Linked DNA regions of Mus musculus: all the other regions are linked to region 1. The links are chromatin loops, found by intact Hi-C in ENCODE. Cell type or tissue: heart. All regions are shown on one strand. Region 1 has its middle 180 kb from the start of Gm46085. Region 2 overlaps Jph1 (junctophilin 1). Region 3 overlaps Jph1 (junctophilin 1).

What was found. Hi-C counts contacts between places; a loop is a spot of excess contacts. Peaks named below come from ENCODE experiments on the same cell type or tissue, not always from the same donor. Only the 100,000 strongest peaks of a DNase experiment are listed, where the experiment ranks them.
Region 2: it touches region 1 in a loop (2.9-fold over the local background); 3 of 42 quality-filtered maps call a loop at or near these places.
Region 3: a loop joins it to region 1, with 2.3 times the contacts of the local background. A loop is called at or near these places in 3 of 42 quality-filtered maps.

Annotation. Positions count from the first base shown.
Region 1 is chr1:16,913,800-16,921,799 of GRCm38, reverse strand. No RefSeq gene overlaps it. Among named protein-coding and RNA genes, the nearest start is that of Gm46085, 180 kb to the left of the region's middle. In heart, no CTCF peak of the experiment used is centred here; a DNase peak (open chromatin) is centred at 4,939.
Region 2 is chr1:17,048,152-17,056,151 of GRCm38, reverse strand. The region is part of intron 2 of Jph1 (junctophilin 1); the gene reads left to right. Among named protein-coding and RNA genes, the nearest start is that of Gm46085, 46 kb to the left of the region's middle. In heart, no CTCF peak of the experiment used is centred here; no DNase peak of the experiment used is centred here; H3K27ac peaks cover 1,924 bases.
Region 3 is chr1:17,037,767-17,045,766 of GRCm38, reverse strand. The region is part of intron 2 of Jph1 (junctophilin 1); the gene reads left to right. Among named protein-coding and RNA genes, the nearest start is that of Gm46085, 56 kb to the left of the region's middle. In heart, no CTCF peak of the experiment used is centred here; a DNase peak (open chromatin) is centred at 4,396.

The DNA.
Region 1 (8,000 bases):
ATAAATAATACAAAGCAAACTGTAGTGGCTATTCCTGGTTGTCAACTTGACTATATTTGTAATGAACTACCATCCAGAATTGGAAGGCTCACCATTGACCCTAACCTGGAGGCTGGAAGATAGAAGATAGAAGTTTCTGATCTGTATCTTGGTATGGAGATCTTGAAGCATAGTGGCCATGGATTCCAGAAGATTAAGATTAAGATCTCTGAATTCAAGGTCATCTGAGGTTAAAGGTGTTGTGGCACACACCTTTAATCTGGCTACACCTTCTGCTGGAGACCATATAAGGATATTGGAAGAAGGGAGACTCACTCTTGCTCTTTTGCCTGCTTGCTGTGTGGGACTGAGCAACTGCTAGATCCTTGGACTTCCATTCACAGCTACTACTGAACCATTGTTGGGAATTGGACTACAGACTATAAGTCATCAATAAATTCCTTTACTATGTAGAGACTATCTATAAGTCCTGCGACTCTAGAGAACCCTGACTAATACACGAATATTCACGTGGAAACTGAACAACACTCTACTCAATGATATTTTGGTCAAGGAAGAAATGAAGAAAGAAATTAAAGACTTTTTAAGAGTTTAATGAAAATGAAGCCACAACATACCCAAATTTATGGGACACAAGGAAGGCAGTCTGGAGGAAAACTCATAGCCCTGAGTGCCTCCAAAAAGAAATTAGAGAGAGCATACACTAGCAGCCTGAAGGCACACCTAGAAGCTCTAGAATAAAGAGAAGCAAATTCACACAAGAGGAGTAGACTGCAGGAAATAATCTAACTTAGAGCTGAAATCAACCAAGTGGAAACAAAAAGAACTATTCAAAGAATTAACCAAACCAGAAACTGGTTCTTTGAGAAAATCCAACAAGATAGATTAACCCTTAGCCAGACTAATAGAGGGCACAGGGACAGTATCCTAATTAACACAATCAGAAATGAAAAAGGAGACATACCAACAGAACCTGAGGAAATCCAAAACAACGTCAGATCCTACTACAAAAGGGTATACTCAACAAAACTGGAAAACATGAATGAAATGGACACTTCCTAGTCAGATACCAGGTACCAAAGTTAAATCAGAATCAGATTAACGCTCTAAACAGCCCCATTTCCCCAAAGAAATAGAAGCAGTCATTAATAGTCTCCTAACCAAAAAAAGCACAGGACCAGATGGGTTTAGTGCAGAGTTCTATCAGACCTTCAAAGAAGACCTAATTCCAACTCTCCTAAAACTATTCCACAAAATAGAAACAGAAGGTACTCTACCCAAATCATTCTATGAAGCCACAATTACTCTGATACCTAAACCACACAAAGATCCAACAAAGAAAGAAAACTTCAGACCAATTTCCCTTATGAATATCAATGCAAAAATACTGAATAAAATCCTTGCAAACCGAATCCAAGAACACATCCAAACAATCTTCCATTATGACCAAGTAGGCTTCATCCCAGGAATGCAGGGATAGTTTAATATATGGAAATCCAACAACATAATCTACTATATAAACAAACTCAAAGACAAATATCACATGATCTTCTCATTAGATGCTGAGAAATCGTTTGACAAAATCCAACAAGCCTTCATGATAAAACTCATGGAAAGATCAGGAATTCAAGGCCCATACCTAAACATAATAAAAGCAATATACAGCAAACCAGTAGCCAACATCAAACTAAATGAAGAGAAGCTGGAAACAATCCCACTAAAGTCGGGGACTAGACAAGGCTGCCCACTTTCTCCCTACCTATTCAATATAATATTGAAGTCCTAGCCAGAGCAATTAGACAACAAAAGGAGGTAAAGGGGTTTCAGTTACAAATTTGAAAGGAAGAAGTTGAAATATCATTATTTGCAGATGATATGATAGTATATGTACTGGCTAGTTTTGTGTCAACTTGACACAGCTGGAGTTATCACAGAAAAAGGAGCTTCAGTTGAGGAAATGCCTCCATGAGATCCAGCTGTAAGGGATTTTCTCTTAGTGATTAAGGGGGAAAGGTGCCTAGTGGGTGGGACCATCTCTGGGCTGGTAGTCTTGGTTCTATAAGAGAGCAGGCTGAGCAAGCCAGGGGAAGCAAGCCAGTAAAGAACATCCCTCCATGGCCTCTTCATCAGCTCCTGCTTCCTGACCTGCTTGAGTTCCAGTCCTGACTTCCTTGGTGATGAACAGCAATATGGAAGTGTAAGCCAAATAAACCCTTTCCTCCCCAGCTTGCTTCTTGGTCATGATGTTTGTGCAGGAATAGAAACCCTGACTAAGACAGTATATATAAGTGACCCTAAAAATTCCACCAGAGAACTCCTAAACCTGATAAACAGCTTCAGTACAGTAGCTGGATATAAAATTAACTCAAACAAATCAGTGGCCTTTCTCTACACAAAGGGTAAACAGGATGAGAAAGAAATTAGGGAAATAACACCCTTCACAATAGTCACAAATAATATGAAATATCTTGGTATGACCCTAACTAAGAAAGTGAAAGATCTGTATGTTAAGAACTTCAAGTCTCTGTAGAAAGAAATTGAAGAAGATCTCAGAAGATGGAAAAATCTCCCATGCTCATGGATTGGCAGGATTAATATAGTAAAAATGGCTATCCTGCTGAAAGCAATCTACAGATTCAATGCAATCCCCATCAAAATTCCTACTCAAGCCGGTTGTGGTGGCATAAACCTTTAATCCCATCACTCGGGAGGAAGAGGCAGTCGGATTTCTGAGTTCAAGGCCATCCTTGTCTACAAAGTGAGTTCCAGGACACCCAGGGCTATACAGAGAAACCTTATCTAAAAACAAAACAAAACAAAACAAAACAAAACAAAACAAAAAAACCAAAACCAAAAACAAACAAAAACAAAACAAAAAGAATCAAAGACATGTATCTCAGTTGTTATGCTCCTAAATCCTCCAAAGACCCATGTGACTTTATTAGTGGGAGGTCTATCACCATCTTGGCGATTCCTTCTCCTCAGTATCTAAGAACCTCAGAGATTCACTTAATCCAGAGGAAACTCAGGCTCGAAGTGAGAAATACAGTTGCTTTGAGTATTCTGCCTCAACCTTATCACCTGGGGTTGCTATTAAGCATCAGTCCTGTGTAGATCTAACGCTCACAGTCAGTTACACTTGCATCAACAGTGGTGTCCACCCTATCTTGCTTCAGGCTGATACACTAAGGTACAGTTCTCTCAAGACAAAATCAAGATAACAAGATTCTAGCCTGAGCCATACATTGTACCCTGGCCCTCTACTAAAATTCTTTTAAGCTTTAGGGAAGTCAATGCAGAAATGTCTATGTTTCAAGAGGTCTGTAGAGGGGCTTTAGTAAGCCAAACAGATGTTCTATTAGATTCTCTAAAACCACCTTATAGGAGGCATCCGAGACTTATGCCTTATGCCCCTATTCTTATGAGACAGGTGCCATGTCTCTTCTCTGCCCTTTCCTCTGCCTAGCAATTCGTTACCTCTGCTCATCACTGGCTGTGAGCAGTGAGAGGCACCTGCTAGAAATGAGATGTGGTAGGTGACTGCCACCATCTCATCCCTTCCATGTGGCCATGGCTTCTCACACTTCCCATCTGTGGGAACCACCATTGTTGGTTTCCCTAATCCTTCCCACACTTCTGAATGTGCACCTTTACAAAGCTAACTTTGCATTTCCAGGCAGTTCCTTTGGTGGCATCTCTTTCCTACTGAAAACATAACTAATGCATCAGCTTTCTTAAAGTGGTCTGATTTATTTAAGCAAACTTCACTTCTGGCTACTGAAATTTGATATGCACAATGTTCTCCCATGGCCTAACTCAAGAGGACTGGAAATCATAGACATAGTCCATGGCTGGAAGTTTAAAATAACCACTTTACTAATACAAATACAGTATTAAATAATACTAATAAAAGGTTTCCTCTATAGAGCCCCATAAGCAAATTCTTTCTTCAGCAACACTCAGTGGAGCTGGGCGAATGGCAAGTTGATTGTGACTAATTTGGTCTTTTAGTAATTGGTAGTTGGTGAAGTGATTTGACAAGTTGTTTAGCTAATTGACCTGTTTCTTTTGTTGTCGTTAAGGTTTATTTGTCTTATGTGTAGGAATGTTTTGCCTGCATGTATATAATTATACTGCCTGTGTGTATATATAATTATACTGCCTGTGTGTGTGTGGTGGTCACAGCAAAAAAAAACCAAGGGCAATAGATCCCCTAGAACTGGAGTTACAGACAAGTGTAGTGCTAGAAACTGAGACTAGTCCTCTGGAAGTGCATCTAGTGTTTGTATTTGCTGAGCCCTCTATCCAGCCTACATTATTAGCCTGTTTCTACACACAACAACCCTGACTAGACCCTGAACCCAACGTGTTTCCTTGTGTTGGTTTTGAAGCCTCGTGTTTCCCAGAACACTCTAAGATCACTTGAGAATAGGAATCTCTTGCTACTTCTCTTTATATTTTCCTACTTCTGTTCAAGGGCTGGATGCAGTATTTTTCATAATAATAACTCAATAAATGTTTGTGGAAGTGAGTGAACAATAATCCACAGTGAAAGATTGTGCGCGCGCGCATACACACACACACACACACACACACACATTTAATCATAGACTTATGGGCAGGTCAATAGCTGAAAAGATTTTCTTACTATGGCATTCCAACTATTCCTAATAAAGCCTTTCAAAAATACTAGTAATTTCCTAAATGATGCCCAACATGTACCTATTCTCGAATAAAATTTCCAAACTCTACAGGCTATTTTAACTGTTCCCTCCACAAAAATCTCTTGAAATTTAAAACTCAGACTGAAGGCTGACCAGGATCCAAACATGAAAATGGTGGCTCTGTCTTTGATTTCTAAATTAGGACCAGAGAAATTACTCTCCCAGCAGTATTTTTAGCAGTGTGAGGGAAGGAGCTCCCTGTACAGTTTCTTGGCAGGCTCACAGTCTGTCACTCCTGAGCCTGTTCTGTGAATCCTTCCAGCTTCCCCACCAGTCAGCATCTTCACTCCTGCCTGTGGACTATGGAGCTCATCAGCACTCTTTTGCCCAAGTTGAGACATTTAAAACATCAGAATTCAGCAGGACATGGTGACACACACCTTTAATCTCAGCACTGGGGAGACAGAGGCAGGCATGTCTCTATGAGTTTGAGGCCAAGCTGGTCTATATATGAGTTCTAGGCCTACAAGGCCTACATAGAGAAACCCTATCTCAAACAAAATCAGCAGAGTTCAGTGGGGGAAAAACATAATCTACTGGAACTCAGTATATATTCCAGGAATAGTGTTGTAAAAAGGACCAACTCATGTTTGTGCATTCTTTGTATCTAATCAACTGCTTGAAAAAACAGATACAATGTACTCCTTCTATGGATGAGGAAATAGGATACCTAAAATATACCCAATATCCCACTACGGGTTAACTAGAAACAACACACTTAATCCATCTAGTACTCTACTGCATATGCCTCTCATTTATTCTCACAAGAAACCCAAAATATAAACTATAAACTGTCCCAATTCTGTAAAATTAAGAATGGAGCAGAACCTCTGGATTTGCACGGCAGGAAGAGCTTGATGATTAGCAAAGCCAGTATCGGGGAGAGGACATGTCTACTGGACCCCAAACTTAAGCAACAGGGTGAGAGAGAAGGCTATTCCTCTGCAGTACAGGCCAGGACACCCTGGTGAGAGTGTCAAAATAGTGACACCCTGCTAAGTTTTCCCAAGACAATGCCATCATTGAAAGACAAGCTGCTGGGAACTGCTGAAGTCCTTTGACACTATCATAATGACACTAGCTTTGAAGTCCCCAAACAATCAACTTTAAAAAAAATTATTAGATATTTTCTTTATTTACATTTCAAATGTTATCCCCTTTCCTAGTTTCCCCTCCAAAAATGCCCTATCTCCTCCCACCGCCCCCTGCTCCCCAATCCACCCACTCCCATTCCCAGTCCTGGCATTTCCCTACACTGGGAGCCTTCACAGGAATAAGGGCCTCTGCTCCCCTAGAGCCACAAGTTAGTTCCACCATGTGTTTTCTAACAATCAAATTTTAAGAAAATTTCACATGCTCAAGATATAATTTTAAGTAACACATTGTTTTTAAATTTAAAAAAATTAGAAACATTGTCTATTGCCCTAGCTCTCCCAGCATATGAAGAACAAGCTGAAAGAAGGTATTCTGCTACATTCAGACGTGGCACCTGTTTTAAAATCAACTCTTTTTTTTTTTTTCCATTTTTTATTAGGTATTTCGCTCATTTACATTTGCAATGCTATACCAAAAGTCCCCCATAGCCACCCACCCCCTCTCCCCTACCCACCCGATCCCCTTTTATGGCCCTGGCGTTCCCCTGTACTGGGGCATATAAAGTTTGCGTGTCCAATGGGCCTCTCTTTCCAGTGATGGCCGACTAGGCCATCTTTTGATGCATATGCAGCTAGAGTCAAGAGCTCCGGGGTACTGGTTAGTTCATAATGTTGTTCCACCTATAGGGTTGCAGATCCCTTTAGCTTCTTTGGTACTTTCTCTAGCTCCTTCATTGGGGGCCATGTGATCCATCCAATAGCCGACTGTGAGCATCCACTTCTATGTTTGCTAGGCCCAGGCATACTCTGACAAGAGACAGCTATATCAGGGTCCTTTCAGCATAATCTTGCTAGTGTATGCAATGGTGTCAGCATTTGGAAGCTGATTATGGGATGGATCCCCGGATATGGTAGTGTCTACATGGTCCATCCTTTTATCTCAGCTCCAAACTTTGTCTCTGTAACTCCTTCCAAGGGTGTTTTGTTCCCACTTCTAAGGAGGGGCATAGTGTTCACACTTCAGTCTTCATTTTTCTTGAGTTTCATGTGTTTAGGAAATTGTATCTTATATCTTGGGTATCTTAGGTTTTGGGCTAATATCCACTTATCAGTGAGTACATATTGTGTGAGTTCCTTTGTGAATGTGTTACCTCACTCAGGATGATGCCCTCCAGGTCCATCCATTTGGCTAGGAATTTCATAAATTCATTCTTTTTAATAGCTGAGTAGTACTCCATTGTGTAGATGTACCACATTTTCTGTATCCATTCCTCTGTTGAGGGGCATCTGGGTTCCTTCCAGCTTCTGGCTATTATAAATAAGGCTGCTATGAACATAGTGGAGCATGTGTCCTTCTTACCAGTTGGGGCATCTTCTGGATATATGCCCAGGAGAGGTATTGCTGGATCCTCCGGTAGTACTATATCCAGTTTTCTGAGGAACCGCCAGGCTGATTTCCATAGTGGTTGTACAAGCCTGCAATCCCACCAACAATGGAGGAGTGTTCCTCTTTCTCCACATCCACGCCAGCATCTGCTGTCACCTGAATTTTTGATCTTAGCCATTCTGACTGGTGTGAGGTGGAATCTCAGGGTTGTTTTGATTTGCATTTCCCTGATGATTAAGGATGTTGAGCATTTTTTCAGGTGCTTCTCTGCCATTCGGTATTCCTCAGGTGAGAATTCTTTGTTCAGTTCTGAGCCCCATTTTTTAATGGGGTTATTTGATTTTCTGAAGTCCACCTTCTTGAGTTCTTTATATATGTTGGATATTAGTCCCCTATCTGATTTAGGATAGGTAAAGATCCTTTCCCAATCTGTTGGTGGTCTTTTTGTCTTATTGACGGTGTCTTTTGCCTTGCAGAAACTTTGGAGTTTCATTAGGTCCCATTTGTCAATTCTCGATCTTACAGAGCAAGCCATTGCTGTTCTGTTCAGGAATTTTTCCCCTGTACCCATATCTTCAAGGCTTTTCCCCACTTTCTCCTCTATAAGTTTCAGTGTCTCTGGTTTTATGTGAAGTTCCTTGATCCACTTAGATTTGACCTTAGTACAAGGAGATAAGTATGGATCGATTCGCATTCTTCTACATGATAACAACCAGTTGTGCCAGCACCAATTGTTGAAAATGCTGTCTTTCTTCCACTGGATGGTTTTAGCTCCCTTGTCGAAGATCAAGTGAC
Region 2 (8,000 bases), 130 kb before region 1:
TGCAATGTTTAACTCATAGTGACTTAGCTAGTCCCGTTCACATGGTTGTATGTTACGTAATATGATTGGATTTTCTCCACTGAAAGCACATGTATTAGCACATAGTGTTGTGGGCTCAAGAGCATCTCCCTGTCTACCTAACCTCATCTTTTGCATGCACATTTGTAATGACAGTTGGCATTTGAGTCTTCAAAACCCATAGTGATTATTGTTCCCTTTTATTGTATTTTGAAGATTCTATGGGCAGTGGTTATGTTTTATACGCTTGGTTCAGTTTAGTAGCTGTTAGTGTGTAGGAAGGCTTATTACAGAAGAGCAGATACACACACAGCATATAATGAACTGTCAATGTAGGAAAAACTGTAACAAGTAAACCTTAAAGGCAGGCTATTCATCCCTACTTCAAAAAAAATGGAGCAAATCAAGGAGCACGCATGTGTTTAATGGGCCACAGTGACATTACAGCCAGAGCTGAAGTGGCCACAGAGAGGTTAGGGACAGGAGAGTATCACTGAAGAAATGAACTATGCTTTGAAGGGAGAGAGGGAGGCTCTGGAAATACACAGGCTTAAAGGAGACAGAAATTGGAGTTTGGTTGATCTGGAAGGGCCGGCCAGAACTATCTGCAGCTATGTAAGTGCAGTATTGCCTACAGATGCCCACCAGCTAGGTACACTATAAGTAGGTTGGGCTCTTGCCATATGAATGGAAGGGGTGGCACTTTTCAATTTTCTTTATGTTTTAAAGATGAGTACTGTTCATGATTAATAATCTTAAATTATCAGATGACATAGATCAAGTATACAAATGTCCTCACTGTTCCTGACTCTGGCTGACCATGTGCTCTTCCCAAAGGCAGCAAATGTTGGTAATCTTGTACATTTTTTTTCCTAGTTTTTATACCTACATATATATTTATCACCTTTTATACAAATACCAGCATACTACACATCCACAGTTACTACCTAAAACTTTCTGGGAAGCCTATTGCCTTAGGCTAGGACAAAAGTATGGGAATCCCTTGGTCCATCAGAACTCCATAGTGAGACTATGTAAAAAACAGTATACCCATACAGTGTATACTTGTATGAACATTTTAAATAAATTCAAAATGAAAAAGATTAGTTTAAAAGAAAAGAGCTGGAAGATAGCTCTGTGGTATTGTGCTTGCTTACCTAGCAGTTGAATGGTCCTAGATTAAATTCTCACTACTGGGACATAAAGAAACAAATAGGCCTTCAGCTTTAAAATCAAAAACAAAAAAAATCTTCTGAGTAAAGGCATGTTTTACATTCCATACTAAGTGGCTTTTTGAAAAGCAGTGTGAAAAATATAACATGGATTCCTGCTGTTCCCTGATTGTTTGGGGGCTAAGTACTACCAAGAAATCAAAGACATTCTCTGTGGAAATTTACACGCACACTAAGTGGACTAAAAGGGAACCATGAACACCTTCAAATCAGTTGCATTCAGGTGTTCCTGTGAAATTTTGGCATGAAATGTATATGGCTGTTTGTCTTTTTAAAGCTTTTTGTATTTCAGAGTGATAGATAAAGGATGGGAGCCCAGGCTAAAACATGGGAGCCCATGCCAAAGCACTGCCTGTACTCTGCTCGTGTTGCTATTTAGCAATATATACTTCAATTCATCTAACATTAATAGATAAATGACTTCACAAGTCTATAAACAATTAAAACTGACTCACTGAGGTCTGGGGGTAGTTTGGTTATGTACTCTGTGGACAGCATGTACAAGATCAGCTCCCACTGAATTTGTTCAGTGATGGGGTTGGGGAAGAGCCTTACAAACTAAACCATAATTGGTATTACTGCCCATCATGGGGATTCCACTGGCAAACAGCCTATGCAGCTTGCTGTGTCCTGTCGTTATCATTCTTTGTGGGAAAGTTGCAGTCAGAGAACCAGCACACTGCATGGTAAAGATGCTTCTTCTAATTGGTGTGCCAGCAGATGGCTGAAAGGAGGAGGATTCTGCAGTTGTCACTATACTACGGTGTTGGGTACAGAAGTCTGACTAAATAAGGCAACGCCCCAGTGAGCCTTATCAGCATTTGACTGGAATCTGGGTGAGCAGCTGATACACTGGGCCTGTCCACTGTCTTCATTCTCTGTTCATGTCTAAACAGATGTGTGTTTGTTACATCAAAACTTACTGGTCCCAGCACTGAGAGTTGTTGCATCTGTATTTTATATAAAGTTGAATAAGAATGACATCTAAGCCTCAGGAGGAGTTCAGTTTAGTGTTCCGAAAATGTGTTAGGCATGTAAGCATGCTTATTTTTAGTGCTGGGTCAGGTTTGTTTGGGAGTTCATTTGCCAGCCCTGGATCCTGAAGCCCTCCCTAACCCCACCTTTCCCTTAGCCCCCACTGCGCTCCCCTGTTGGCTTGAGGTTAAGGGATGGGACAACGCGAAAGGTTCAAAGGAAGAAAATTCACAATTACTGCCACCCATTGGAGTCACTGAATATGGGGGAGGGGGGATAGCAGTTAGGGGACAAATGGCAAATCCCAGTCAGTCATTAGCTCACTGCTCTTCCTTCATTCTCTCCCTCTCTCTACTGCCCGTCTCTGTTTATAAAAAGACCGTAGAGCAATTTGTGTAGGGTAAAATCCAAGGCCTCTGTTGTGCTGCCAATTTCAGGACAATATCATTGGAGCTACAACCTGAGCTTCTAGCCAGGACTTGGGAGGAGGTAGAAAAACTGTATGTTCACAGGGATGCTGTTAAAGAAATTTCTGAACATAGGGCTTCTATTAAACCACTGCTAAATACAGATATAACTAACAATAAAAATGGATTTGTGGGTCAAAGCTCCGAGGCAGCCTTGAAATTTATGTCCATCCTCAGTTATCTGCACACAAATGTTTTTTGCCCTCTTGGGCTTTCTCTCACTTTCTCTCTTCTTTTTGTTTTCATCTTTGTTTTGTCTTGTTTGTTTTTGTTTTTGAAGCATGTTTCTCTGTGTAGTCCTGGCTATCAGGGAACTCATTCTGTAGACCAGGTTGGCCTTGAACTCAGAGAGCCACCTGCCTCTGCCTCCAGAGTGCTGGGATTAAAGGCGTGCACCACCACTTTCACTTTTCTTAACCTTCCCTACAGAAGAGTAAAGTTTCATGGTCCTTGGCTTCTGACCTCTGTATGCAGCCGTCCACGTAGTAAAGTATGTCTGTTATGGTTCCTTCATATGCGTAAGCTGAAGTGGTACATACTCTACATAGTAGCATTCTCTACATTGTTTAATTTATATAAGTATACAGCATGCTACCCAGCTCACGTTGATTGTAATATTAAAAAACATGTTAGTAACTTTTCTATGTGCATACACACACACAGAAGTTCTCTAATGTTTTCAGATTTTTTTATGGTAATATGTACTCCTGGTCCATTGATCTTGACTGTCACATACTAAAAACCAACACATACCATGTTCACTTAAGTTTTCTTTCAGTGACCCATAAGTTCCCCAATATTCCTCTAGCCCAAACAGTATCCATAGTGATCATTGCATCTATCTTTTAAAAATGAAGATGCTGTTCATTAAAATGCCTTCTATAAAATGTTTATGTCAAATATATACATTTTAAATTTCTTAATTGAAAATGTTTTCCCCCAATAGACTCCAAGTATTCACAGATATTCTTAAGTTCTCCATCCCTAGGGCACAAAGAAATATTTAAACATTCTGAGAGTATAAAATGTATTCTGTGGTTAGGAAGATGGCTTCTGGGTGTTCTGATTTAGAATCAAATCTTCCCTAACCATATAGTATAATGGGAAAACTTGGTGGAAGATTCTAGGCTGGTAGACAGACAAGTAATGGGAAATTACCTGATTCATACTCTGTGATTTAATGTAGTGAAACATGAAGGAAAATATGCTTTGAAATAAAAGTCTTGACCCCACCTTGGGCACATTATTTAATCCTCTTGACCTTGATGTCCTCACCAATAACATTAATGTATTTATAAGAGCCCTCGTTATAGGAGTGAAAGGCTTGGGTGATGTTTGTTTGTTTGTTTGTTTGTTTGTTTTTGAGATGGATCTTGAGTAGCATCTGTCATGTCATAAGCCTTCAAAGGTGGCATCTGTGGAGTACTGGCTGAGTCCCCTAACCTCAGTTTGACTGGATACTCACAAGCCTGGGTCTGAAGCGTTGTGCTGTTTGGGGGTTGCTTCTCTGTATTCCTGACCAACCATTCCAGTGTTAGCAGGGACTGAAAGGAGGAGACTGGCAGCGGATGGTACTAGTGCTTACATGAAAAAGGCAGAATGTGGGAGGAGGAAATCCAAGATTATCCTATGACCTAAGAGCTCAGAGTATGGACATGAGGAGATGAGTGTGGAATGAGCTGGGACAGGGCCGGGATAGCTCCCACCACCACACAGGGCAAATGTGAACAGTCTGAACATGATGCTTTGATCCCAGGGCTTGGTCCTTGATTCCCAGCGGTGACAAAACCGAACATTCACAGCAAGCTTCAGTTAGAAAGTTGTTGATGGACATGTCCAGAGAAGTATGGGCTTAACTTTAGTATGTTGGGTGCTAAGGGTGGGTCTGTTTGGATGAAAAAAAAATCTGGTAAACACGTTGGTCCACTAAGTATTTTTGGCTAACTTAACCAAATTGGCTGACTAGGGGATCAGTGGGCTTTTTTCTCTTACTATATTAAAGCAAGCCTTACATGCTCAAGTAGCCAATAGAGACATTCTCATCCAGGGAGGCTCTGGCAAGCAGAATTTTAAAATGCTAGTCAATATCCATATATGACTCTTAGAATTGATAGAAAGTCTCTGAGTTATCAGCCTAGTGAACTCTCATTTCATTGTAATTATAAGACCTTTTATTATTTTTTACTTAGATATTTTCTTTATTTACATTTCAAATGTTATCCCCTTTCCTAGTTTCCTCTCTGAAAATTCCCTATCTCCTCCCACCTCCCCCTGCTCCCCAACCCACCCACTCCTGCCTCCTGGCCCTGGCATTCCCCTATACTGGGGCATAGAACCTTCACAAGACCAAGGGGCCTCTCCTCCCATTGATGGCCAACTAGGCCATCCTCTGCTACATATGCAGCTAGAGACAAGAGTCCCACCATGTGATTTCCTTGATTGGTGGTTTAGTCCCAGGGAGCTCTGGTTAGTTCATATTGTTCCTCCTCCTAAGGGGCTGCAAACCTCTTCAGCTCCTTGGCTACTTTCTCTAGCTCCTTCTTTGGGGATCCTGTGCTCGGTCCAGTTGATGGCTGTGAGCATCCACTTCTGTATTTGCCAGGCACTGGCAAAGCTTCTTAGGAGACAGCTTTATCAGGCTCCTGTCAGCAAAATCTTGTTGGCATCTGCAATAGTGTCTGGGTTTGGTGGTTGTTTATGAGATGGATCCCCAGGTGGGGCAGTCTCTGGATGGTCATTCCTTCAGTCTCTGCTCTGAAGTTTGTCTCTGTAACTCCTTCCTTGGGGATTTTGTTCCCTCTTCTAGGAAGGATCGAAGTATCCACACTTTGGTCTTCCTTCTTCTTGAATTTCATGTGTTTTGCAAATAAGACCTAAATTATAAAGCTTAAAATGTTAAGACTTAAATAGTAAAGCTGCTATAAGCAAATGGGAATTGCCCCATAGCATTCTAATTCTCTCTAGCTGTGAGGACAATGTGGTTAGAAAAGGGTGGGCTTTGTATTAAGCCTATGAGTGCAGTACCTGATTCTTCTGTACCACACTGCCTGTTCGAGCATGTCCCCATACACAGGAAATAGAATAATGGCTAAACTGCATCACTGTGAGTGTTCACTGCAATCATTTTGTTCATAATATGTTTAACAGAGATTTTGCAGTATTTATGCTTAACAAATATGCCATAAAATTCTTATGCCCCTATACTATTAGAATATGTACGGCTTCATGCATGGTATATTATTATATAAATATTAAATGTATAATCTTCATGTGTTGTGGTCCTCAGACAGATTTTCATTGTTAAGATGAACTCTAAATTTTTTTTCCTATTTTGGTACCCTTTTTCATCTTGTACTCATGTAGAAAATGTGGTCCTTTCCACCTTGGTTTCCCAGCATCCATTTTTTCCTAGACTGAGCATTCCCTTCCTCCCATCTGTATTTGTTCTATCATTGACAAAAAAGGTGAATACATTTAGTAAGTGAGTTAAAATATAAAGACAAAGTAAAAAATATAGAAACATTTGCCTGCTGAAGAGTAGCCCAGTTTCTGGTAGTTAGGTGACCAGCTGTCCTTGGTGTATTAGCTGGCAATGCAAATCACCCCTACAAATTTTCATATCTGTGCCCAGCCTATTGAATCTTCATATTTTGTTTTCCATGTGGCTCTGTTGTAACGTTCCTACCATGCTTTCTATGGATGCTAGAACTGAGCAGGCTGGAGCTATAATGCCTGTATGTCAATAGAGACCATCTATGTGTCATGTAGACTCTAGTTATATGTACAAGGGAGATGTGAACCTTAGCTGTGGTTGGTCTTAGCTTCCTGGACTATGGACAGACAGTTCCATTAAAAAAAAAATTGAACTACATTGTCTCTGAGATCTTTCTTGGTCTCCAGACTTTATAGACTATGTTCATTAATAATGGTGGTTTAATCAGAAGGTTACAAGTTAAAGACTTTGGCTACTATCAAAGAGGCAGGTATCCAAATGACAAGAAGTGAATTTTCTAATATAATGTTCATAAACATAAACCTCTGTTAGGCTTTTCCTCTGTAGTTATGAAATACATATAACTTCATTTTTTGTTTCACATGTTATATGGTTGTTTGTATGAAGGGGCATTGGTGGGTTTTTATTCAGATAATAGAGAAGTTTCAATTAGAATGTATATCTGCATTTCCCTACCCTAAAATGGCTATTACATCATTTACCAAAGTAAAGTAATCATTTCATAGGAAAACAAAAGTAGGATTAAAGAGAAGCCAGGCGTGGGGGCGCATGCCTTTAATCCCAGCACTCAGGAGGCAGAGGCAGGCAGATTTCTGAGTTCAAGGCCAGCCTGGGCTACAAAGTGAGTTCCAGGACAGCCAGGGCTATACAGAGAACCCTGTCTCGAAAAACAAAACAAAAAAAAAAACAAACAAAAAAACAAAACAAAAAAAAAACCCACAACAAAAAAGGTAGGATAAAGGGGAGGTGCCTAGTTTTATTTATATAATGAGTTTTTTTACCCTAAAATGAGATTTTTCAGTACTTCTCTAATGTTTGTGTGTGTGTGTGTGCAAGTGTGTGTGTGTGTGTGTGTGTGTGTGTGTGTTTGGAAATAGGGTGTGGAGTATCGGATACTGGGCTTTAACTTGTGGGACGACCAAAAACCACCTTAAACTTCTGGCCTCCTGCTTCCTTCCTAGTGCCCTAACATGGTTTTCAAAGCGCCTTGCTTGATCTTCCAGGTGTTTCTGCAGTTGCCAGGAGGAAGCAGGGGAATGTGGATAAGGGAGAAAGGTATTTGTGAGCCATACTAGTGTCTGCTTTTTTTTTTTTACTGAGGGCAGCTAACTTGTTAAATTCACAAGAAACAAATTAGAATTGTTCTAACTCTAGACACTACATTTTTCAGTTGCAGAATAGCACATCACAGCTTGGGGAAGGTCTCTTATCATAAAGAGAAGGTATGAATGATAGAAAGAACCCTAATATAAACCTGTCAAATCTCCTGAGCAGAACTTCCCCTGGACACCGACCAGGCCTGCCTGGGAGTCTTTGGTGAAATCTGCCTTTACCATCCATTCTTTACCTTTGGTTTATTCTCATGCCTTAAGCCCAAAGTTAGATAAAACTTAACAAGTTTTCAAAGAAACTGAACCTACATTGACCTGAACACAGTGGATATAGGCACAGAGAGAACTATAGTCCAAAGTCATTGTTGCTTAAGGAAAATGTAGACCCTGTGACTATAGGCAAGGGATATCTTCTAGGTGCTCAGGTACTGAGTAACAAATAGAATGCAGTTCTTCTCCAACA
Region 3 (8,000 bases), 120 kb before region 1:
TCAGGTGACAGCAGATGCTGGTAAGGATGTGCAGAAAGAAGAACACTCCTCCATTGCTGGTGGGATTGTAAGCTCATATTTTCACTCTGGAAATCAGTATGGTGGTTCCTCAGAATTGCTGGGCATATACCCAGAAGATGCTCCAACATGTAATAAGGACACATGCTCCACTATGTTCATAGCAACCTTATTTATAATAGCCAGAAGCTGGAAAGAACCCAGATGTCCCTCAACAGAGGAATGGATACAGAAAATGTGGTACATGTATACAGTGGAGTACTACTCAGCTATTAAAAACAATGAATTCATGAAATTCTTAGACAAATGGATGGAACTGGAAAATATCATCCTGAGTGAGGTAACCCAATCACAAAAAAACACACATGGTATACACTCAGGGATAAGTGGATATTAGTCCAGAAGCTCAGAATACCCAAGATACAATTCACAGACCACATGAAGATCAAAAAGAAAGAAGACCAAAGTGTGGATACTTTGGTCCTTCCTAGATGGGGAACAAAATACCCATGGGAGGACTTACAGAGTGTGGAGCAGAGACTGAAGGAATGGCCATCCAGAGCAGACTCTGGGGATCCATTTCATATACAATCACCAAATCCAGACTTTTGTGGATGCTAACAAGTGCTTGCTGACAGGAGCCTCATATAGCTGTCTCCTGAGGGGGTTCTACCAGTGCCTAACAAATACAGAAGTGGATGCTCTCAGCCAATCATTGGAGTGAACACAGGGTCCCCAATGGAGGAACTAGAGAAAGGACCCAAGGAGCTGAAGGGTTTTGCATCTCCATAAGAGGAACAACAATATCAACCAACCAGTACCTCCAGAACTCCCAGGGACTAAACCACCAACCATAGAGGGACCCATGGCTCCAGTCACATATGTAGCAGAGGATGGCCTTGTTGGTCATCAATGGGAGTAGCGTCCCTTTGTCCTGTCAAGGATCTATACCCCAGTATAGAGGAATGCCAGGGCCAGGAAGTGGGAGTGGGTGGGTTGGTGAATGGGGGTGGGGGATAGGGGATTTTCTGAGGGGAAACCAGGAAAGGGGATAACATTTGAAATGTAAATAAAGAAAATAGCGAGAAAAAAAAAGTATAAAGTCAGATTTTATATGCTGTTTGCTTTGCCAGATGAAGAATATGAAACCCAGGCAAGCTGAGTAACTCATCCTGGCTACAACCTATAAATCGTGAGAACTACTACTCACACATTAGACAAAAGTATAGGAATGCATTAGCCAAACAGCAAGAAGCTCGACTCTGGGTGTAAAAAATAAGAGTAGTTTTGACCTGTTTTTGAAATCTGTGCATCCAAAATGGTATGTCTACATCTATAGGGCAAGCACAGAGAGCTGTGGAATTTCCATTGTGGTAATCTAGCCCAAAGATTACCTTTACACCGTAATTGTAACACTATGCTATGGCTTCAAGTACCTATGTCTTCAGTGCCAGGTTTAACAAGTTGCAGAGACACCTCAGGCTGCACCCAGGGCAAAAAATCAGGGAGGGAGCAGTCAGAGCTTCCAGATGGATTGAGAACTCCAGGGACCATGATGGGATGCAAGTGTGGCCTAGGGCCAGCCTGGCAAGTACATGGCTTCATATACCAACCCAAGAGCATGGAGCAAGAGCTACAGATAGTTTAGCAAGTATTACCTGCCAAATCTCAGTGAAAAAAAGAACAAGACTTGCAGGACCTTGCAAGGGTCAAAGGGAGGTACTATAGCCACTGAGTTCCATATCTGGACATAAAACCCTTTGAAGAATTAAGTAGTCACTGGTTTCTTGAGGCTAGAGCTATTTCTTGGACTTTTTGTTTAAACTAAAAATTGCTTATTCCTGAAAGGTTATTATGTGAAAGAATCAACTCACATAATAATAATAATGGCTATTCCAGTATAAGAAAAAATGTAAAATCATACCTAGTAGAGAATTTACATTCACCTCACAGTACAGAAAATCAGTGGAAAGAACGGCTAATGCAGGGAAAATGCACAGCCTGATCAACACAGTGGGTGTGGATATTCAGATGAAAATGGCTTCTTCAAACCCACTCGCACCAATTGATAGAACAGGCAGATTACAAAAGATAGTACATGTGAAACACAAGTCAAAATGTTAACCAACATCATCACATATGTGTATTGCATCAGTTGATACAAGGATGAGCATACGGCTGGTTAAGCCAATAGAATTTGGTGAATCTGTACTGAATATGAATATGCACATAAATGTGTTCTAAAGATGACAGTTCCAGGCTTTTTTTCTAGACTAGTATTGGTCTCCATCTGTTTCATGCTTGATTATGTCTTTTTTTAAGTTGCTGAGACCTTCTTCTCTTACCGCTTGCTTTTTGAGGAAAACCTGATGCCTGTTTGAAACATCTATCATCGCTGTATGAATAACGTGCTCCTCACCTGCTGTACTGTGACCTTGGTCAGGTCCCCTTAGCAGCATTGCCATGGCAGGTTCTGGGCACAGACTTTAAGTGCAAGGCTCGATCTAGATATCAAATGCGACTCAGAGTTCCATGGGAGAGTACCACGTATTTTCCCTTGTCATACTTCCTTTAATAATGAGCCTGGGGCTGGGATGTTTGTATACGGCTCAAAAGAAAGCACTTGCCTAGTAAGCAGTGTGGACCTGGGTTTTACCCCAGCATAAGGGATTGGGGCAAAAACCCATGTAGTACTTTAAAGAGAGAACAGACAAAACTAGAACTGGTCATTTTCTTATACTAGAAATGCATTCAGGAGGAAGATGGCATCACATTATATCTATTAAAATTGGGAATTAACAGACTAAAAGTCCAGAGCACTGAGGAGTGTATGAAATTTATTTTGAGATGTGTTTTGCTTATACTCAAATCATAATTATATTTAGTACCGCTTATTTGCCTTCCAGTAAAAACAAACATCTATTTTGATCAGTTTCCTTCATCTCTGCTTTCTTACTGTAAAAATACGTTTGAAAAATCTGTAGCCCTGACTACAAAGTAATCAAATAGCCTGCTAAGGGATCTTCCTTTGATAAGGACAGTTAAAAGTGGTTTCAAGTTCATTGATGAGTCTATGTGAGTAAATATAATTTTAATATATACCATTTCTAAAGTGGTTTTCTTGCTTGTTCCAGGAGGCAAAGCACGGGCTGTTGTTCACTACCTCTATGGGTAATAAAGTGGTTAGTTTTGAGTTTTGTCTTAATTCTTTATTTTTTTCTTCTTAGTGGAAGACAGTACTAAAGATTGCACCCAGGCATTCATTGTCCATTCCTGACAAGAACTCTGCCACTGAGCAGAGTTCTTGGCTTGGTTGTAAAGATATTCAGCAAAACCAACCAGGTAGAAACTTGGCTTACAGCAGGAAACCTCTCATAAGACAAGCAGTCAAAGTAAATAGTGCCAAAATAAATAAGCAAAACCCCTGGTTTCAGCTTACATGCTCTTAGGCCTCTCAGAGGAACATAATGGTGTACATCACCTGGATTTCCACCCTCTGCAGAGCAAGTGGGCGTATCAGTATCAACATCACATAGTTCAGGTCTGATGAAAGCCCTAAGTCTGTGATATACTTCTACAAAGCTACCTTGTCTTCCAATTCCTCACGATGGAATCTTAAGTCTGAATTTTAGGCCACCATGAACTGTGAACCTAAAGACCTGTGCTCCACAAAGGTGTTTAATTTTACATTATTTTTAACTTTTAGTTATTTGAGAACATTTCCAAAGTGTTTTTCCTCTGCAAAACAAGGGTGTAACTCCAACTAAGAATCCCCTCCCCCCTCCTGCCTAGCACAGAAGTCTAGTTCAACCATATGAAGGGACAGAGGCAGAGGACCAGGCTAGACACCATGCCCCTCATTATGTCCCCCTTTTCCAGGCTTAGACACCTGAGAAAGCTGGCTTTACATATGTGTGCCATGTCCTTGATGGTGCTCACAATGGACACATTACATTTCATGAAATTCATATCTGGAACTGGGTCCTTGGGAAATGATTTTGCTGATGTTTCCACCACTCAGCCTGGAGCCACTGGGTCTCTGCTTTCTCTTTCATTATTGCCCATGTCTCTCTGTTTACTACTGGAAGCGGTTGCTGACTGGTCTTGGGTCCCTGTCACACCTCGTCCAGAAGACTCCCATGGCCCCCAATCAAGGGTCAATTGCTTGGGGAGCCAGGAGTGGGAGTAGAAATGGTTTGTGTGCTAGGGGGTATAAGATACAGAATCTCACAATTTGATTTGCAGCCAAAGCACAATTGGATTATATCAAAAAAGGAAAAGGTGCCACGTGCATTAGCTATTTCTTCACAGTGCTGGCCAATTTAAATATAGCCTACTACCACAACTTGTCCAGATTTAAAATAGCTCAGAACAAATGGCAAGTGACAGGGAATGAGGCCCTTTGCCAAGAGATGGCAAAGAGATGGGAAAACAGGCATTCAAGCTAGACAGTAGGGCTTGAACACAGCAGGATGGAACACCTTGTGATCCTACTGGTGGTTTTCCATGGCTTCCATTTCCCACCATGATTCCCAGATGATAAGAACTTTGGTAACATGCTGAAACACCCAGAAGGCTATTTCCAAAGCTAAGCAGAAACTGTCTATATTATTTTAAAATAAGGTCTCATGACTGAATTCCAGTTTAATGATTTCACATCAGAAGTCAGGCAGTACCATTTGCAATTAGGTTTCCAGGGAGAGGAGACATTTTTAACCCATGAATTGAATTACATAGTAGACCTGTAATAAAGACTTATTTGATAAAAGAGCCTGCTGTTTCAACTAATGAAATCATAATTTAAAAGTTTGAACAACCATGCCTTAACTAGTTGCCAAAACAGAGTGAATAGTCAGCACAGAATCTAATGTTGGTTAAACACTTCATCCCTAAAATGTTTGTCTTGCTAGGTTTTTAGTTATTCTTAATTCCAATCCTGTCCTATTCTATTGACTCCCAACAAAAACAGAAGACATTTTATTAGAGGAGAATGTATGCAGTTAAGTTTTAGCCCAAACATAGACAAGACACCTTCACACACCCATAGTGATGGCTTACAGTTGTTGGTGTCTATTGATACAAAGAATTTATCATCTTACAAAATTTAATTTAAATTAATTGTAATTAATTTACAATTAATATGCTTAAAATTGACAATTATAACTACAAAGCAGGTTTTTTAATAATTCCTTTTGTTTTGAAATTAAAATTAAGTCATTCACCCTTTTCCTGCAAGCTCTTTTATCTCTCCTTGCTCTGTTTCAAATTTGTGGCATTTTTTTCATTAATTATTGTTACATACATATACACATACAATCCTACATACATAAATATAACCTGCTCATTGTGTAGACTATTACTTCTAGATGTGCTTTCCGGGCTGACAGCTTTGTATAGGATAACTAATTGGTGTGTTCTTCCCTGGGGAAGGCTGTTTCTCCTGCTCTCAACGTTCTGTGGATGCCTATAGTTCTGTACGTGGGGTTGAAACCCTTACCCTGGCCACTTTGGAATGTCTGTTGTTGTCTTTCTTCAGCTCATGTTTAGGCTGTCATGTTGGTGAGACTGTGGGTCTAGTTTCTGACACTATTTAGGAGTCTCATAACAAATGTCCTGATTCTCTGGCTCTTAAAATCCTTCCATCATGTCTTCTACAATGATCTCTGAGATTTATATGCAAGAATTGTGTTGTAGGTGTACCATTTGGGACTGGATCCCACAATTTTGCATTTTGAATAGTTGTAGGGTTTTGTTTTTATAATGATATCCATCTATAGCAAAGAAGTTTCCTTGTTGAGGGGTGAAGACTGCATTTATCTGTGAATATAAGGACAAATATTTAGAAGGTAGTTAGAGATTGTTCTAGCCTTAGAAAAGTGGAGATTGTAGATTTTCCTCCAGAATCCATACTTCACCAGCCCTGCCTACCCACCTGTGTTTCTGATACCAGGTGTGGTTTCCTTTCAGTTGTCAGATTCATAAGTCCAACTGGAGAGCTGTTGGTTAATGCCAAGGTATACACCCCACTACTGTACCCTTGGGCTTATCATGACATGCTGGTTATTTTTGTGGTTCGTAGGTATCCTAGCTGAGTAGAGCTGTTGGTTTCTTCCCTCATTTAGAAGTTTGAATGACACTTTCTGGTAGGGAGTAGATTTTCAGTTAAGTTGTAACTCAGGGGCCTCTGGATCATGTGTTTGAAAATACATGGTGTCTTCAGCAGTAGCATCATGTTCCACTTTTCGGGGCAACTAAGTGCAATAGCAATAACCTGTAATGTTCGGGGATTCTCTTGAATAGTTTTATCAACAACTCAAAAGAGAGCTGCTTATGCCTGATATTGGGATTTTTTTTAGGTGATCTTCAGCTCTCGAAGGGAGCATTGTCAGCCCAGATGAGAACATTTTATTTTAATAACATATATATGTTTACACAGAGACTTCTTAAATTTTTTTTTTAGTAAATAGTTAATAGTATGTTTCCTTATGAACTTTTTCAATCATCCATACTCCTTTTTCTGTATATATCTCCTTCCTCCTCTGTAATTAGTACCCTCACTCCTTTTTGCCATTTCTTTGTAGCCTGCTATTCCTTTATCTCTTGCTCCCCTACCCACCACCTGATGCTCCTTTTGACTTCCTGGTTTCTGCAGTTGCTTCAGGACATGTACTCACATCAGCCTCAGAGATAGGAGCCTCTGATGGGAGAGAACATGAAATGTTGGACTTCCTTGGTCTGCATTACCTCATTCAATACAATCTCTCCTAGTCTCATCCATTTATCTATGATAAATGCTCATGATGTCATTATTTTTACAGCTGAATAGTATTCACTTTTAAAGTACAAGGTTGCTGTTTGTCTTTATGCTTCATATAAGATAAAATCAATTGGTAAGGCTAGGCCACATATTTTTGTTACCAAGTCTGCTGTTATTTCTGAAGTATAGACTATGGCTTAAAGCTCTTAGATACTACATTCAGCAGCAGGACTTTGACACTGGGTAACTCTCTCTGCCTCCTCAGGGTCCAATGTGACTTACCATCATTGCAAGACAACAAAATCAGATTCTGAATCCTTACCTCAATGGAAATGGCATCAGCTATTCCCCTTTGTTCTTGAGGATAATATGCTCCTATGCCTGGAATTCTTGAGCATTATGGAGGATGCTGGTTTGTCTGTCCACCTCTCACTCTGGAGTAGAATCTAAGAATGCAAGGTCCACATTCCTCAGTGGCTGCACCAAGGGGTCCACCTGTCCCCACTGACAGGCCACAGTACCAGTCAGTCCCCATGAAGACACACAAAAAAATGAAATCTTGCCTTCATTTTCATCACCATCTTTAAGAGGTAGCATGCATTTTTATTTTGATGTCTATGTATTCATCTTCAAAACCACCTTTGTTCCACATGCTATTTTTATTTAAAAGACTGAAGAAAAAACCAATTGCCTTTGTTCATTTACATCTTTCTTTCCTCATTATCTTGGGACAAACTTTTAGTTTTACCTGTTGACTGTCAGGAGAAAGATTGGTCTCAGGATAAAAGTGTAACAGATGATGAAAGCAAGTAGAGACAACAGAAAGTTGTTGATTCTCAAGAGAAGAGGTAGAGAACATTTAAGAATCCAGAAGAAACTGGATGAACTACCGATACTTCCTTTCAAAGTTGAAGACATTAATTACTAATTTGGTGATCTGGGGATGCTAACTGTAACTTGGCTGGTTTTTTTGTTGTTGTTGTTTTGTTTTGTTTTTTGTTTTTTCAAGACAGGGTTTCTCTGTGTAGCCCTGGCTATCCTAGAACTCACTTTGTAGACCATGCTGGCCTTGAACTCAGAAATCTGCCTGCCTCTGCCTGGGATCAAAGGCGTGCGCCACCACACCTGGTTTGGCTGAATTTTTAGCATTTTTAACACCACCTAAAAATGTTCCTGCTGAAGTGTAACCTTGTTGAAATTCAGACCCATCCTGCAATCTTCAGGA